Regions from separate parts of the Homo sapiens genome. Here all the other regions are linked to region 1. A link is a contact called in ENCODE Hi-C or POLR2A ChIA-PET data. All regions are on one chromosome and are shown on one strand. The core of a region is the stretch at or near the end of the contact, and the rest is flanking DNA. Distances in the headings are between cores, read along the strand shown. Region 1 holds the start of GADD45A (growth arrest and DNA damage inducible alpha). Region 2 has its middle 6.3 kb from the start of MIR101-1. Region 3 has its middle 55 kb from the start of DNAJC6-AS1.

Evidence for each region. Hi-C counts contacts between places; a loop is a spot of excess contacts on that map. ChIA-PET counts read pairs that join two places held with the same protein, here RNA polymerase II (POLR2A). Pooled maps may share reads with other maps.
Region 2: a map of CD8-positive, alpha-beta T cell shows a loop between it and region 1 (6-fold over the local background). The contact joins the enhancer-like site here to the promoter of GADD45A in region 1. A Hi-C loop is called at or near these places in 6 of 168 maps with a recorded cell type or tissue (CD4-positive, alpha-beta T cell, CD8-positive, alpha-beta T cell, OCI-LY7 and 1 more) and 11 of 50 pooled maps.
Region 3: a loop to region 1 is called in a map of naive thymus-derived CD4-positive, alpha-beta T cell, with 12 times the contacts of the local background. The contact joins the enhancer-like site here to the promoter of GADD45A in region 1. A Hi-C loop is called at or near these places in 2 of 168 maps with a recorded cell type or tissue (both naive thymus-derived CD4-positive, alpha-beta T cell) and 5 of 50 pooled maps. POLR2A ChIA-PET finds 5 or more read pairs at or near these places in 1 of 52 experiments (CD8-positive, alpha-beta T cell).

The regions. Positions count from the first base shown.
Region 1 is chr1:67,682,754-67,687,326 of GRCh38, forward strand. It overlaps GADD45A (growth arrest and DNA damage inducible alpha), which reads left to right and starts at 2,448. Exons shown (of 4, transcript NM_001924.4): 1 at 2,448-2,785; 2 at 3,272-3,373; 3 at 3,597-3,834. The coding sequence starts at 2,742. RefSeq lists a cis regulatory region at 1-349, silencers at 2,112-2,291, 2,302-2,361, 2,552-2,711, 3,182-3,311, 3,382-3,521 and enhancers at 3,419-4,573, 3,622-3,671, 3,702-4,141, 3,877-4,378.
Region 2 is chr1:65,062,476-65,067,048 of GRCh38, forward strand. It overlaps a transcript of JAK1 not described here. Among named protein-coding and RNA genes, the nearest start is that of MIR101-1, 6.3 kb to the left of the region's middle. RefSeq lists a silencer at 4,400-4,573. Within about 2 kb of position 2,243, at least 3 of the 41 ENCODE cell types and tissues checked have a DNase peak (open chromatin) inside an H3K27ac peak, as active enhancers do; they include CD8-positive, alpha-beta T cell, where a contact is called at or near this core.
Region 3 is chr1:65,251,749-65,256,321 of GRCh38, forward strand. No RefSeq gene overlaps it. Among named protein-coding and RNA genes, the nearest start is that of DNAJC6-AS1, 55 kb to the right of the region's middle. RefSeq lists silencers at 2,342-2,841, 2,932-3,001. Within about 2 kb of position 2,628, at least 14 of the 41 ENCODE cell types and tissues checked have a DNase peak (open chromatin) inside an H3K27ac peak, as active enhancers do.

The sequences.
Region 1 (4,573 bases), core at 1,198-3,697:
AGTCAGAAAGTATGACAAATGAATATTTTTGCATACTGGAAGCCCAAGCTTATCTCAGAGAAAATCCCCAAAATACTTGGGCAAATAACTTTCTGATGAAGTCAAATATAGCATGCAGTATAATTTTTGAGTGGAGGACTAAGCCTATAATAAGAAGTAACCATTTGATATCACATTTTTACTGGATATAGTCGACTTGGGTGGGGCACTTTAGGACTGTGGTTCATTTGAATTGGTGTAAACAATACACCGGTTCTACTGTCCTACAGCCTCCATTCAGATGACTGAAGTCATGGGACTTTCAGCATAGCTAGCTGATGACAGTGCATACTATTTTGTCCCAAAATCCAGTTCAAGCATGGACATACCAATAAGAGCCTAAGCTCTTTAAAGGCAAAGGACCAGGAATTGTACAGTTCTTGGTATAGAAGAAGACAGGCAAAAGTGTTTTTGAACTAACGTTAAATGTGCAATATGTTAGAATTCATGCAATGCACAGGACTGCAGGATTCTGATATCTTATTTAACTCTCAAATTCTATTCAACTCAATAAACCTTGACTGTGCTTCTACTAAATGCAGGTATTGTACTAGGAGCTGAGGACACCAAACTGATGAAGTCCTTGCTGTCAAGAAACTCACATGATTCCCTAATTCTTTGTCAGCTTGCTGTGATCACATTTTCTTCCCAAGAACCTCTAAGAAATGCCTAGTGGATAGAACCTTGGAGTTCCACGGAACATATTAACAATCGCCAAATGATGACTCAGGCTAGATTGTGTAATTCAGGTTTTGTCTGCAAAACTGAAAATGCTTCGGTAACCTACCTAAATTTCAATGTTGAGGAATTCTTTAAGAAAGACATCAAATGTTAAGATTTAAGGCATAGATATGAGATACATAGTCATGCTTAGGTGAATTATGCACTGACCATGACCATTTCTTTACTCAAATGTTGTCCATGGCTGACAACACAGTGAAAAAATGAGTGCAAAATGACAACTCAAATAAATGAACCAGAAAACCTATCACTTTTCTTTTCCACCAAATTAAGATCAAGAGAGCTGGAGAATATTTTGTCTAGAGTGATAAAAACATAAGGGTGCAAAACTTCCAGGTACCTTTGCAGAAATTACTTCTGTGACCTTTGGCTGTACAGCAACCTTAATAATGCAAGCACTGTTTTGAATGCAAGCATGTGGGAGCCATTTTCACCACTTTTGATGACTTCAGTAGGTTTAAGAAATGTTTTTGCTTTTATTGCATAAACCATAAAACAAAGGAAGGGACTTTTGAACTACTCAGTGAGAGTCTATATATTAAAGTTTGTTTTTCAAAAATGTGTAACTACCATTTGCAGTTTTAAAGGTCTGCTTTCCACCTACAAGTTGCCATTATCTCAAAGGTGAAATTTTAGCATATGACTAAAAACTTCCTATAGTTACAGCTTCATGATTCAGCATCTAACATCAATAATTCACAGTGAGATCATAGGAGGCTCTCTGTGGAAGGTAACGACATACATACGTTAGGAAAGGAAGCTTAGGGCATATCGAGAGCATTTTGAATTTAGACTTGTGGGCTGTGTGGGTGTCAGATGGTTGTCTCTCAGCTGGTGGGCGTCCAGAAGGATCCTTGTTTGGGCAAGGCTCTTTGAGAAAGGAGAATCTGGGTTGCCAGGGATTCCCACATGTGGTCACCAGCTCCCCACGCAGACCAGCTCACGATTTCCCAGTTACACCGGGCAGGTGGGAAACCGTTCTGCTTTCTGTGGAAAAGATTCTAACTTGGTTCCCTGCCATCCCTGAATACAAACGGGTTGGTTTTTCTTTTTTCAGCTTCCAACCCTTGCAGCTTTCCAAAAATAAATCAAACCAGCCATCAGGGCACCGAAATAATACTACTGCTAATAAGCAGCTTCGCCTAGACTTAGATAAACAACACTTCTGAGGTAAACTTTGCCCCGGAGGTCTGGAGACACTTTTTTAATGTAACCTGCTTACTAATAATTACTAGACTTCAGTGCATTAACCCTGGAAATAGATTTTAATAGCCACCCCTTAAAACAAAAGACATGAAAAGATAATAAGAAAAAAGTGCCGCAACTATTATAGAAAAACACTTGGCAGCCTGCTTCAGCCCAAGCTGAGGCCACCTCTAGCCTCTGCTAAAGCCCCCCACTCCCAATGGTCCCCGCCAACCGGATAAGAGTGCGCGCGGGACCCGCCTTCCCCTCTCGGCACCGCCCCCGCCCCCGCCCCCTCGGCTCGCCTCCCGCGTGGCTCCTCCCTTTTCCGCTCCTCTCAACCTGACTCCAGGAGCTGGGGTCAAATTGCTGGAGCAGGCTGATTTGCATAGCCCAATGGCCAAGCTGCATGCAAATGAGGCGGAAGGTGGTTGGCTGAGGGTTGGCAGGATAACCCCGGAGAGCGGGGCCCTTTGTCCTCCAGTGGCTGGTAGGCAGTGGCTGGGAGGCAGCGGCCCAATTAGTGTCGTGCGGCCCGTGGCGAGGCGAGGTCCGGGGAGCGAGCGAGCAAGCAAGGCGGGAGGGGTGGCCGGAGCTGCGGCGGCTGGCACAGGAGGAGGAGCCCGGGCGGGCGAGGGGCGGCCGGAGAGCGCCAGGGCCTGAGCTGCCGGAGCGGCGCCTGTGAGTGAGTGCAGAAAGCAGGCGCCCGCGCGCTAGCCGTGGCAGGAGCAGCCCGCACGCCGCGCTCTCTCCCTGGGCGACCTGCAGTTTGCAATATGACTTTGGAGGAATTCTCGGCTGGAGAGCAGAAGACCGAAAGGTGAGTCGGCCTGCGGACTCTTCCGGCCCGAACTTCTCTTACCTACCCCGCGCTCCCCGGTGCAGCCGGGCTGTGGAAGGCTTGCAGGGGAGGAAGCTAAAAAGTTTGCACAGGGCAACTCCCGCCCTTGCTCCCTCGGGACTCTCCGTGGAGCTCCCACGGACTGAAAGAGCGTGCCCCCCAACCCGAACGAGCCCCGCCGGGGCCTTTGCAAAGGGCAGCAGTGGCCGTCGCTGCCCGTGCGGCTCCCGTGGCTGGCAGCCTGTGGCAGGGGCACTCTCGGGACTTCTCACGGGACGCCCGGTCCTTGGGCGTGCAGGGGTCATGGGGGGTGACGGGGCCGCGGGAGCGCCGGGTTTTCGTAGAGCCCAGGTGCGCGGTGGTGCTTGCATTCGAGAGGGAGGGGCGTGGTACCGGACGAGGGGGGCGGCGATGGCCCCGAGGGCACCGGGGCTGACGGGACCCCTCGCCCTTGCCCGCGTGTAGGATGGATAAGGTGGGGGATGCCCTGGAGGAAGTGCTCAGCAAAGCCCTGAGTCAGCGCACGATCACTGTCGGGGTGTACGAAGCGGCCAAGCTGCTCAACGTGTAAGTGGGGCCCTTGCGCGTCCCCCATGGCACCCCTTCCCGCCCCAGCCCGGGAGGTCGCCTTGGCTGGGCGCCCCTCGCCCGGCCGCGCCACTTCCTGTCGCTTTTCTGCCTGTCTCGGAAGGGAGGGGGCGAGCGGGCCGGGCGGCGACCCCCAGGGACCCGGGCAGTGGTTGAGGGCGCCCGCGCTTCTGCGCTCACTGGCCCCGCCCGCTGCCCCCAGCGACCCCGATAACGTGGTGTTGTGCCTGCTGGCGGCGGACGAGGACGACGACAGAGATGTGGCTCTGCAGATCCACTTCACCCTGATCCAGGCGTTTTGCTGCGAGAACGACATCAACATCCTGCGCGTCAGCAACCCGGGCCGGCTGGCGGAGCTCCTGCTCTTGGAGACCGACGCTGGCCCCGCGGCGAGCGAGGGCGCCGAGCAGCCCCCGGACCTGCACTGCGTGCTGGTGACGGTAAGGGACTGGGGGACTGCAGCCTGCAGGGTAGAGCCCCGGAAGGACGGGAGTCAGGGCTGGGTTGCCTGATTGTGGATCTGTGGTAGGTGGGGGTCAGGAGGGTGGCTGCCTTTGTCCGACTAGAGTGTGGCTGGACTTTCAGCCGAGATGTGCTAGTTTCATCACCAGGATTTTCTGTGGTACAGAACATGTCTAAGCATGCTGGGGACTGCCAGCAGCGGAAGAGATCCCTGTGAGTCAGCAGTCAGCCCAGCTACTCCCTACCTACATCTGCACTGCCTCCCGTGACTAATTCCTTTAGCAGGGCAGATTAGATAAAGCCAAATGAATTCCTGGCTCACCCCTCATTAAGGAGTCAGCTTCATTCTCTGCCAGTCAGAGCTAAAAATAGAAATTGTGTAGGAGACAAACCTTGTTAATTCCCTAGAAATACATTAAGAGGATAGAGTGGAATTTTTTTTCTCTGCAATCTTGCATTTTTTTAATGGCTCTTTTTTTTTTTCCTGATAAAAACCTTTGGTAGGTAGGGAAGTTATGTTTTCAGGGGTAAATGTGCTACTTTTGTCTTCTAAATTTTGCTCTTTTTTGACTGGTCTAGTCAAGTGACAGCCCGATTATTTTGCTACTCCTTAAAAGTACTATTCTGTCTCTTGGAGTATGGTTGATGGCAATTCCAGTTAACTGCTGTGCAGCTCTCATCTCATTGTGCACACAGCATGGAAATCTTTCTCAAAAC
Region 2 (4,573 bases), core at 993-3,492, 2.6 Mb before region 1:
TTAATGGACAGCTAAAGGAGCCAATACCAAAGACTTGCAATGACCTCCAATTCTACAGCCTTGGGCTGTTCCAGGAACACAATTACACTCCACTTCCCTGCAGGTTCCACCCTTCTCGAAGCTTCTATTCCTACATCTGTAAAATGAACACATTTCTACTAACTAGTAACACATGCCACAGTGGCACTGCACTCATTAAGTGCTGTGTTGTATACTGCAATTTAATTTGGTGCTGTTTATATCTTATTTCCTCAAGTCAACAGGACTCTTTCTAAAAAAGTCAGAAACTGTTTTACTCATGTCCCTTCACAACACTTAGTGGTCATTTCCACAAAATGCTAGCTCAACAGATACTTGATTGATTGATTAATTGATGAACCTCTCCATTTCTCAGGGAGCCTCTAAACAGTTATCAACAAGAGTATGTTTAATTCCAGTCTCTGTCTATATGGTCTTAGGTGAGGTGTTTGGCAGTTTGTCATCTATAAAATAAAGGGATAGCACCGAATAGCTCCTAAGTTCCTTCCAGTGCAATTTCTGAATCTCATTAGACAAAACAAAACCCAAAGACAGCACTACCTCTATTCACGTTAGCATTGTACTTTTTTTGGAGGAAAGGAGTCAGCAGCCTTGTGGGCCCAAATGCCACGAGTGGAGCCGTGATTTGGTGGGGAGGGGGACAGAAAGTAGATGAAGCAAAGAAAAAATAAATGGAAGTGAGTGACAGATGAGTAGAATCACTAAAATGCCACCAGGTGTCACAATTGTTACTTTGCCACACATTGTTTTCCGGTACCTTTTGCTATGTTCAGGATCCTTTTACAAAAGCAGCAATAGCCGGGTATGTGGGTATCCCAATTTTCCCATGACACCCCTGCTAGCCGTTCTAGAACCCTGGACTTTTACACTAATCTCCCTAATATAACAGTAATAATGTAATACTTGGGGTCCCCAATCATCACATGGAACACAGCAGTGGAAAATAGAAACACAAACATGAAATAACAATATTTCATACAGTCACCACTTTTGAAATTAATCCATGGGGCTAGGCACAGTGGCTCATGCCTGTAATCCCAGCAGTTTGGGAGGCCAAGGCGGATGGATCACCCGAGCTTAGGAGTTCAAGACCAGCCTGGCCAACGTGGGGAAACCCCATCTCTACTAAAAATACAAAAAATCTGCCGGGCGTGGTGGCACACACCTGTAGTCCCAGCTACTCTGGAGGCTGAGACAAGAGGATCGCTTGAACCTGGGAGGTGGAGGTTGCAGTGAGCCAAGATCGCGTCACTGCACTCCAGCCTGGAAGACAGAGAGAGACTCTATCTCAAAAAAAAAAAAAAAAAAAGAAAGAAAAAAAGAAAAGAAATTAATTCATAGATGAAAAGGAGTAATGCAGGCCTGAGCTGTCCAATGAAGTATATAATGCAAGCTACACATGTAATTTTTAATTCTCTAGTAGCCACACTAATAAACAGGTGGAATTAATAGCATATTCATTTAACCCAATATATCTAAAATATTATCATCTGAACATGGAATCAACATAAAATTAATGGGCTATTCTACTTTTTTTGCATTCTTTGAAATCTGAAGATTACTTTGCACTTACATATCCCAATTCTAAATTTTCATCAAAATACTTAATTTGCGTTTGGATTTCAAAACACTTAGTTTCAAAAGTAGATGCGTAAGCTCAAGTATGTTTCCAAATATAAATAAGCTTTCCAATAACTAAATCAAGTTATCAAAGTCTAAAATTAAATAAAATTTAAAATTGAGCTCTTCCTCACCCTAGCCATATTTCAGGTGGTTAATAGCCACGTGGCTAGTGGCTACCATATTAGGGCAGGTATCCTGTCTCTGTCACCTGGATTCTTTTAAACCCGAACCAGAGTAAAAGATGTTACCCCATCAACCAGAAAGTCATCTTACAGCACCCACCAAGTGCTCAAATTATACCAAGTATTTTCTGCTCCACTTCCAATCTTTAAGTTGTCAACACTTCAGTGATTATCGTTTATTAGGTAGCCCTTCCAAAAGACTGAGTATTTTAGCTCAGAGAGGAAAGCATATCTCAATTCAGGGACTGAATGGAGACACTGAGTGAGATTCAAAGACAAGAAGTTAATTTCCAAGGTAGAGGTGGAAAATCCTGACATCCTTACTTCTTTGTCCAGGGTATCAGTCACCTACAAAAGTTACAATTATTGTTTATCACAATTATTGTTTATGAGCCTCTCAACTTACATACTCACAGCAGCTGTCACTGCATCCTCAGGTTCTCTGTCTTCAAGTGCCCTCCTAGCTTCCTGAAACAACCTTCTCTATCTAGAGCAGATTCTGCAGAGAGGCCCCTCTTTAATTCATATTCTGAAACGTGCTTGTTATTGTTGACGTACAAAAACTTATGAATAATTCAATAAATGAATCTTGAACCATCCTATTTATCATTCAGTGGTCTAGGTACCCAACTCTAGAGGAAAGCTTTTCTGAAATACACGGTAAGTATCCCCCAACCCTCCCTCAAAGGAACCAATTATGAACACTATACAGTCTTCTCTCCCTTCTCACTCCCCATGTCAAAGTTCATTGTGTTCCTCCTGCAGCTGATTTAAAAGTTGATCTTTTCAAGGAGCTGGATTCCTAAGGTAGTTCTATTTTGAGCCTTCTTCCTGTTCTGAAGCTAAAGTTGGAAGGGCTTAGGTGGTGATGTCATGGAAGGGAGACTGTTGGTTTTTATAGGAGGGTCTTCTCTGGCAACTCTGGGGATGCTCAAATGGGGAAAACTCAGAGTGTTACTTTTGATCTTTTCCCCCCTCCTTCCCTTTATAGAATATCAGCTATTCCTTAGCCAGCAAGAAAACAAGTTCAAATAAGCCTGCAAACAGATTTACATATTTTACATGCTAAACATCTAATAAATGAAAAGACTGAGAAAAAGAAAAATGCCTCACTGTAAGGAACAGAGGGTGACAACCTCTTTCTCCACCCCTCTCCCCAAATATCTATCACAGAACAAGGGGCAAAGAGGAGGGGAGGGTCGACTGGTAAGCAGAATAAAGGGATTATAAAGCTAGGAGGCTTTTAGAGGGAAACGCTGTTGGAATATTCAGGACAGGAGACCCTTGGGTCCCTGCTCTTCCTCTGTGTTTTCCTCCCTTTTGGAATGGTTAGACTTGGGCTGGGTGTGTCTTCTGCTTGGGAGGCGTTTTTTTTGGCGCTGGAAAAGCAAAAGGGGCCAGGGTGGGGCCTGGGGAAAGAAAGCCAGAGACAGGCTGCTTAGGCCTGGCTCTGGGTTAAGCTTAAGGGGAAAATAAAGGGGGCTACGGAGGGACAGCAGATTCCATTAGAAGACCCAGAGGGGAATAAAAAACAGCGCACTGGCCAAAGGGGGTCACTTCTCTCTCTCCCTCAACCTAGGCCCAGGAGCTATTTGCTGGTTGGTGGGGGACAGGTCCAGAGGGAAGAGAAAATCCCAAAACATCTGCAGATCACAACTTGCCGGGGGAAAGGGGGGCTGGGGACAGACATGCCAAATTAAATCAGCAGGTGAAAGCAGCAATTTTTGGCCAATGCTGGGATTGCGGAGAGGACTAACTAAGAACCCTGGAGAGCAGGGGATTCCCTGGTTTCTCAGCTCACCTCTCCTTCAAAGCAGGGATAAGCACAGGTGTGGTCTTTCTCCAGGAAGGTGGCAGCTGGCGTGCGGGTAGCAGAGTGAGGGAAAGAATTCCTCGCACAGGAAGGCAGGGAGAAGCCCTGGGGTCAGCTGCGGCCAGGAGCCGGCGTCTCCGCCAAGTCCCCTCCCCCTTCCTGAAAACCGACCTGGACCAGCACAAATTACAGCAAAGCACCCCTCTCCCCAATAATGTTTCTAATAAAAGAAACAGACTCTCATGCCTATATTAAAAAACCACGAGCTCTAGCTGATGGAAATAAACAGGTGAGCCCGGGGAGAAGCGGGAAAACACTGGGAATGGGAGAATGAAGGGGGAGAAGGCGTTCCCGAACGTGCAGAGAAACCGAGGCTTCCCCGCCCTCCCTCCACCCTCCTCCCCTCCGGCCGGGGAGAATCTGCGTGGCAGGGTGCAAGCTAAAAATGCCACTGACGGACCCCTCTTCCCGCCCCGTGCCCGTTCTCCCTCCTACCCCAGACTCCAGCGTCCCGGCCTCGTGGTAGCGCCCGGTCCCCGGCGCCGCGCGGGGCTCGCCCTCTCTCCGGACCGCCGCCGCCGCGGGGACTCCGGTCTTCCTCTCTTCTCCCTCCCTCCTCCTCCTCCTCCGGCACCGCCGCCTCCTCCTCTTAGACTCCTCCCGCCGGATCCTTCATGTAAACAACATCCAGGCTCTATTTACAGTCGCCGCCGGACGGCAAGGGACCCACGCCAGCACCCTGGACGCGGGCGGGGGCGGGGGAAAAGCGAGTGCGCAACATTTACACACACACCCCGCCCCTCCGCGCCGCTCCCCTCCGGGGGCCGAGCCAGGCGCCCGGGGCTCCCCGCGTTGCCACTGACACCCCAGCGAGGGCCGCGCAAAACCGCGGAAATGCCCATGGGCGAGGTCGCCC
Region 3 (4,573 bases), core at 1,378-3,877, 2.4 Mb before region 1:
GGGTACTAGAAAATTTTCTCCTATTTCTTTCTAAGTTTTATAGTTTTACATTTAAGTCTAGAATCCATTTTGACTTGATTTTTGTATAAGGTATGAAGTTTGGGTCCTGGATTTTCTCTCTTTTTTTTTTTTCCTATGGATGTCCAATTGCTCCAACATCATTTGTTGAAAAAGCACATTTCTTCCACTGAATTGCTTTTGATCCTTTGTCAAAAATTAGTTGGACAGATTTACGTGGGTCCATTCTATTTCTGGGTCTTTATTCTGTTCCGTTGATATGTGTCTATTTTTCTGCCAACACTGCACGGTTTTTGAAATTGTACCTTTACAGTAGGCTTCAAGTTTGGGTGGAGTGATTCCTCCCATTTTATTTTATATACACACACCTTTCCTCCCCAACCCCCAATCATTTGAAGGCATGTTAAATGCATCGTGGCTCTTTATTCCTAAATGCCTTCGTGTGTATTTTCTTTTTAAATTTTTTTTTATATTTTTCAATTTTTAATAAGAGAGACAAAAGGTTTCACCACATTGCCCAGGCTGGTCTTGAACTCCTGAGCTCAAGCCACCTGCCCACCTCAGCCTCCAAAAGTGCTGGGATTACAGGCGAAGCCACCGTGTGGGGCTTCAGTGTGTGTTTTCTTAAAATAGGGATATTTTCTTACATAATCGCAGTGTAGTTATTAATGTCAGCAAGTTTTTTATTGATAAACATTTTTCTCTAATCTGCTACATATATATATATATATATACACATTTTTGTAAAATTAACTCAGTAATGTGCTTTAGAGCCTTAAAAAACAAAAACAAAAAACTACAAAACAGTGTCCAGTCTAGAGTCAGGTGGTATTGTATTTAGCTGCAATGTCTCTTCTGTCACCTTTTTTTTTTTTTTTTTTTGAGATGGAGTCTTGGTCTGTCTCCCAGGCTGGAGTGCAATGGCGCAATCTTGGCTCACTGTAACCTCCGCCTCCCAGGTCCAAGTGATTCTCCTGCCTCAGCCTCCCGAGTAGCTGGGATTACAGGTGCACGCCACCATGCCCAGCTAATTTTTGTATTTTTAGTAGAGACGGGGTTTCGCCATGTTGGGTCTGGAACTCCTGACCTCAGGTGATTCATCTGCCTCGGCCTTCCAAAGTGCTGGGATTACAGGTGTGAGCCACTGCATCCAGCCCAGTCACCTTGAATCTAGAATATCTCCATAGCTTTTCTTCTTATTTTATGACATTGATACTTTTGAAGAATACAGCACTTCCCTGCTCCTTTTAATAGTGGATTCCTCATTTTGGGTTTATCTGATGTTTCCCCATGATTAGCTTCATGCTGTGCATGTTTGGCCAGAATACTCCATAGATGATGTGTCTTTCTCAGCATATCACATCTGCAGGCATTCGATTTTCACCTGTCTCCACTGGTGATTTTTTTTTTTTTTTTTTTTTTTTTTTTTTTAGATAACGTGACTCTGTCAGCCAGGCTGGAGTGCAGTGGCACCTTCTCGGCTCACTGCGGCCTCTAACTCGCTGGGCACAGGTGATTCTCCCACCTCAGCCTCCTGAGTAGCTGGGACTGAAGGTGTGTGCCACCATGCCTGGCTAATTTGTGTCTGTGTGTGTGTGTGTGTGTGTGTGTGTGTGTGTATGCATTTTTGGTAGAGACGGGTTTTTGCTTTGTTGTGCAGGCTGCTCTTGAACTCCTGGGCTCAAGTGATCCGACTGCCTCAGCCGCCTGAAGTGCTGGGACTACAGGCGTGAGACACCGTGTCCGATCTCCACTGGTGATTTTAATTTTGGTCACCGATAGAAGCTCTTGTCTGATATTATTTGGGCCTACAAAAATGGCAATTTCATAATTTGACCTAACATAAAACCTTTTTACTGAGGTTTTAGATATCTAACCTGTACTCTCTGACGCTCGGTTTCCCTATCTGTTGAGTTTGGAGATTGTTTCTGCCCCACGAGTATTACTGGAGGGGTTAAATAAGATGATGTATGTAAAATCTGCCACATAAAAAGCATTCTATAAATATTAGCTATTATTATTGCAGCCAGGTCGTGTTCAAGGGCATTGGTTTTGATCTTCCTCTCAGTCTCTCCCAATTCCAAGCAAAATCTCAACAGAGACCAGTGATGGCATGGGGATGGGGTGAGGGAGCCTCACTTCTGCCATCTCAGTTTCCTCATCTGGAAAATGGGAAACGCCTCCCACACCACGGGGTTGCAATGAGGTTTCATGAAATGTGTGTAAAAGTAACTGGACATAGAACAAGTTCTTAAAAAATCATGTGGGTGACTAGTAATCTCTTGTATTAGGAAAACAGGAATATCTGTCAGAACTAAAACCACGTTCTAACGTGATGTTTCATTTTGAGGCGGTAGCACGGTGTGAGTAAACATCGTCAGAGTCTAGGGCTCTGGAATTTCTTTAGCGCTGTGTGATTGTGGGCAGATGCCTTACCCTCTCGGAGTGTGGAGTGTATGGTTTGTAACAGGGAGATAAAACGGGTGAGAGCCCCCTAGGACTCCTGTGTTAATAAAGGGTGCTAACGGTGCCCCCCGAGTGAGCGGCGCGGGCCCGCGCGCACCCGCACGCCTCGGGCGCCAGGCGCCGCCGTGTGGGCGGAGCCGGGCAGCCTCCCCTGTCGGCGCCAGCCACGGCTCCCGGCCCCAAGCTCCGCCCCCGGCGCGCATCTCCCAGCAGCGGCCCGGCACCTGGCAGACGCGCGGCGGCGGCGGCGAGCGGTGGCGCTCGGCTCGGGCGACCGCGGCGGGGGAGGGCGCGGCGCACCGATGGGCGCCACTGAGAAGGGAGGCCAGAAGAGCCGGAAGCTGTTTTCCTTGCGGCGGCCGTGGAAGGCGACCCGGCGGCTGTGGAGGCCACGCTCAGCTCGCCAGGCGGCGCAGGGTGAGTGTGGGCGCGGCCGGTCGGGACCTGTTACCCTGAGGCAGGGGCGCAGCGGCGGCGGGGCCGTCCCCGGCGGTCTCTCGGGTCGCGTTCCCGGCCCTGGGAGCCTGGATGCCTAGGCGACGCCCGAACCCGACCCTCGGTCGCGGGTACCGGGACCGCTGGGGAAGCGCAGGGGCTGATGTCGGCACAGTCTCCTTTCCTCTAGCCCCTGCTCGTTGCTTTGGCTCTGGACACAGGGAAGCCACGGTGGCGCGGCGACACAGCCTCACTGAGGTTAGCTTGTCCCCGGCCCCCAGCACCTGGCCTGGCGCCTGCAATGCAGTGCCTACTGGGGGAATGAATCAGAACCCGAGGCTCCCTTCAAGGTCCTCCCGCCCTGTACCCACCTCCTCTCTACCTGCCTGCGGTGATTTCGAAGCTCTCGCCACGATAAACTATTTCCAAGCACACTCAGTCCTGTCCTCGCCAGGGCCTCAACTCACAGCCAATCACTGACTCACTCCATTCATTCATTCCACAATTTTTATCGAGCCCCTCCATCTGCCTTGGCCGGAGAACACGATGGGCAAAGCCCGGATCTTGGAACTACTTCTAGAGAGGAAGACAGACATTACACACGCAAAACAGAGAAAGCCCGGTACACATTGCTATGTGCGCTTAGAGGGAATCAGTCTGCTGACAGAGGAAAAAAGGCAGGTCCCCGAGCTTCCATGGCAGGCGGACTGGGAAGGCCTCTCCGAGGCATTGCAAGTCAGCGGAGACCCGAGGACTGACTAGGAGTTACTCTAGCGTGAAGCCGAGTAATAGAGAATAGCAAGTGGAAAGGTTCCCAGAGTGCCTGAATTGAGCAAGGGGAAAGAGAGGGATGCAGGGCCTGGATCGAGGTCTGGGCAGAACATGAAGAGGAGTTCGGATTTTATTCTACGTGAGCTGGGAAAACACTGAAGTGTGCTAAGCAGGGAAGTGACCTGATCTGGGGGCTCCCGGCTTTTCTCTGTCTGCAGTGTCCATGCTCGCATCTCAGCCTGCCGGATTCCTACCCTCCTGCCAAGACTAGCACAAATGCAGTCTCCTCGCTGAAATCTCTGTGGTTCCTGCCACCTGTAACCCCTCCTTTAGCATTTCGTCACCTGTAGAGCGTTTGTCACTGTTCATCTGGTATTAAAGATTCCACATTCTCATCCATTTCATCTTTGCATCCCCCACGAGGCTAAGTGCAGGGCTTGGTACTGTGTAGATACTGCTTATGAATGTGTCTTGTCTTGTCCTTTTTGTCTGTTTCCATCATCTGAGGATCCTTCCTCTGGGGGGTTGACATGCCTTATTTCTAAAATGGCCGACCGGATGCAGGGCAGAGCCAGATTGCACCAGGACCCTGCCATCGATATAGTCCCCCTCACCCACCCCCGGTGTTTTGAGGATTAAATAAATTAATGAATTAAACGAGTTAGTAGTTATAAAGTGTTAGCACCTATTAAGCATTATAAAAATAAATTTGAAAATGACCAGCAATAATTATCTTTCAAATATTTATTTATTGCATTGGAAACAAGCTTTTCTATTGGTGGTTGTTAGGGAGACTCTGCAGCTTGTCATTGTCATCTTGCCGGCTTTTAAGTATGTGTTCCTACTTTTTAAAAGTCAGTGCACCAACAAAATTCTTTCCATA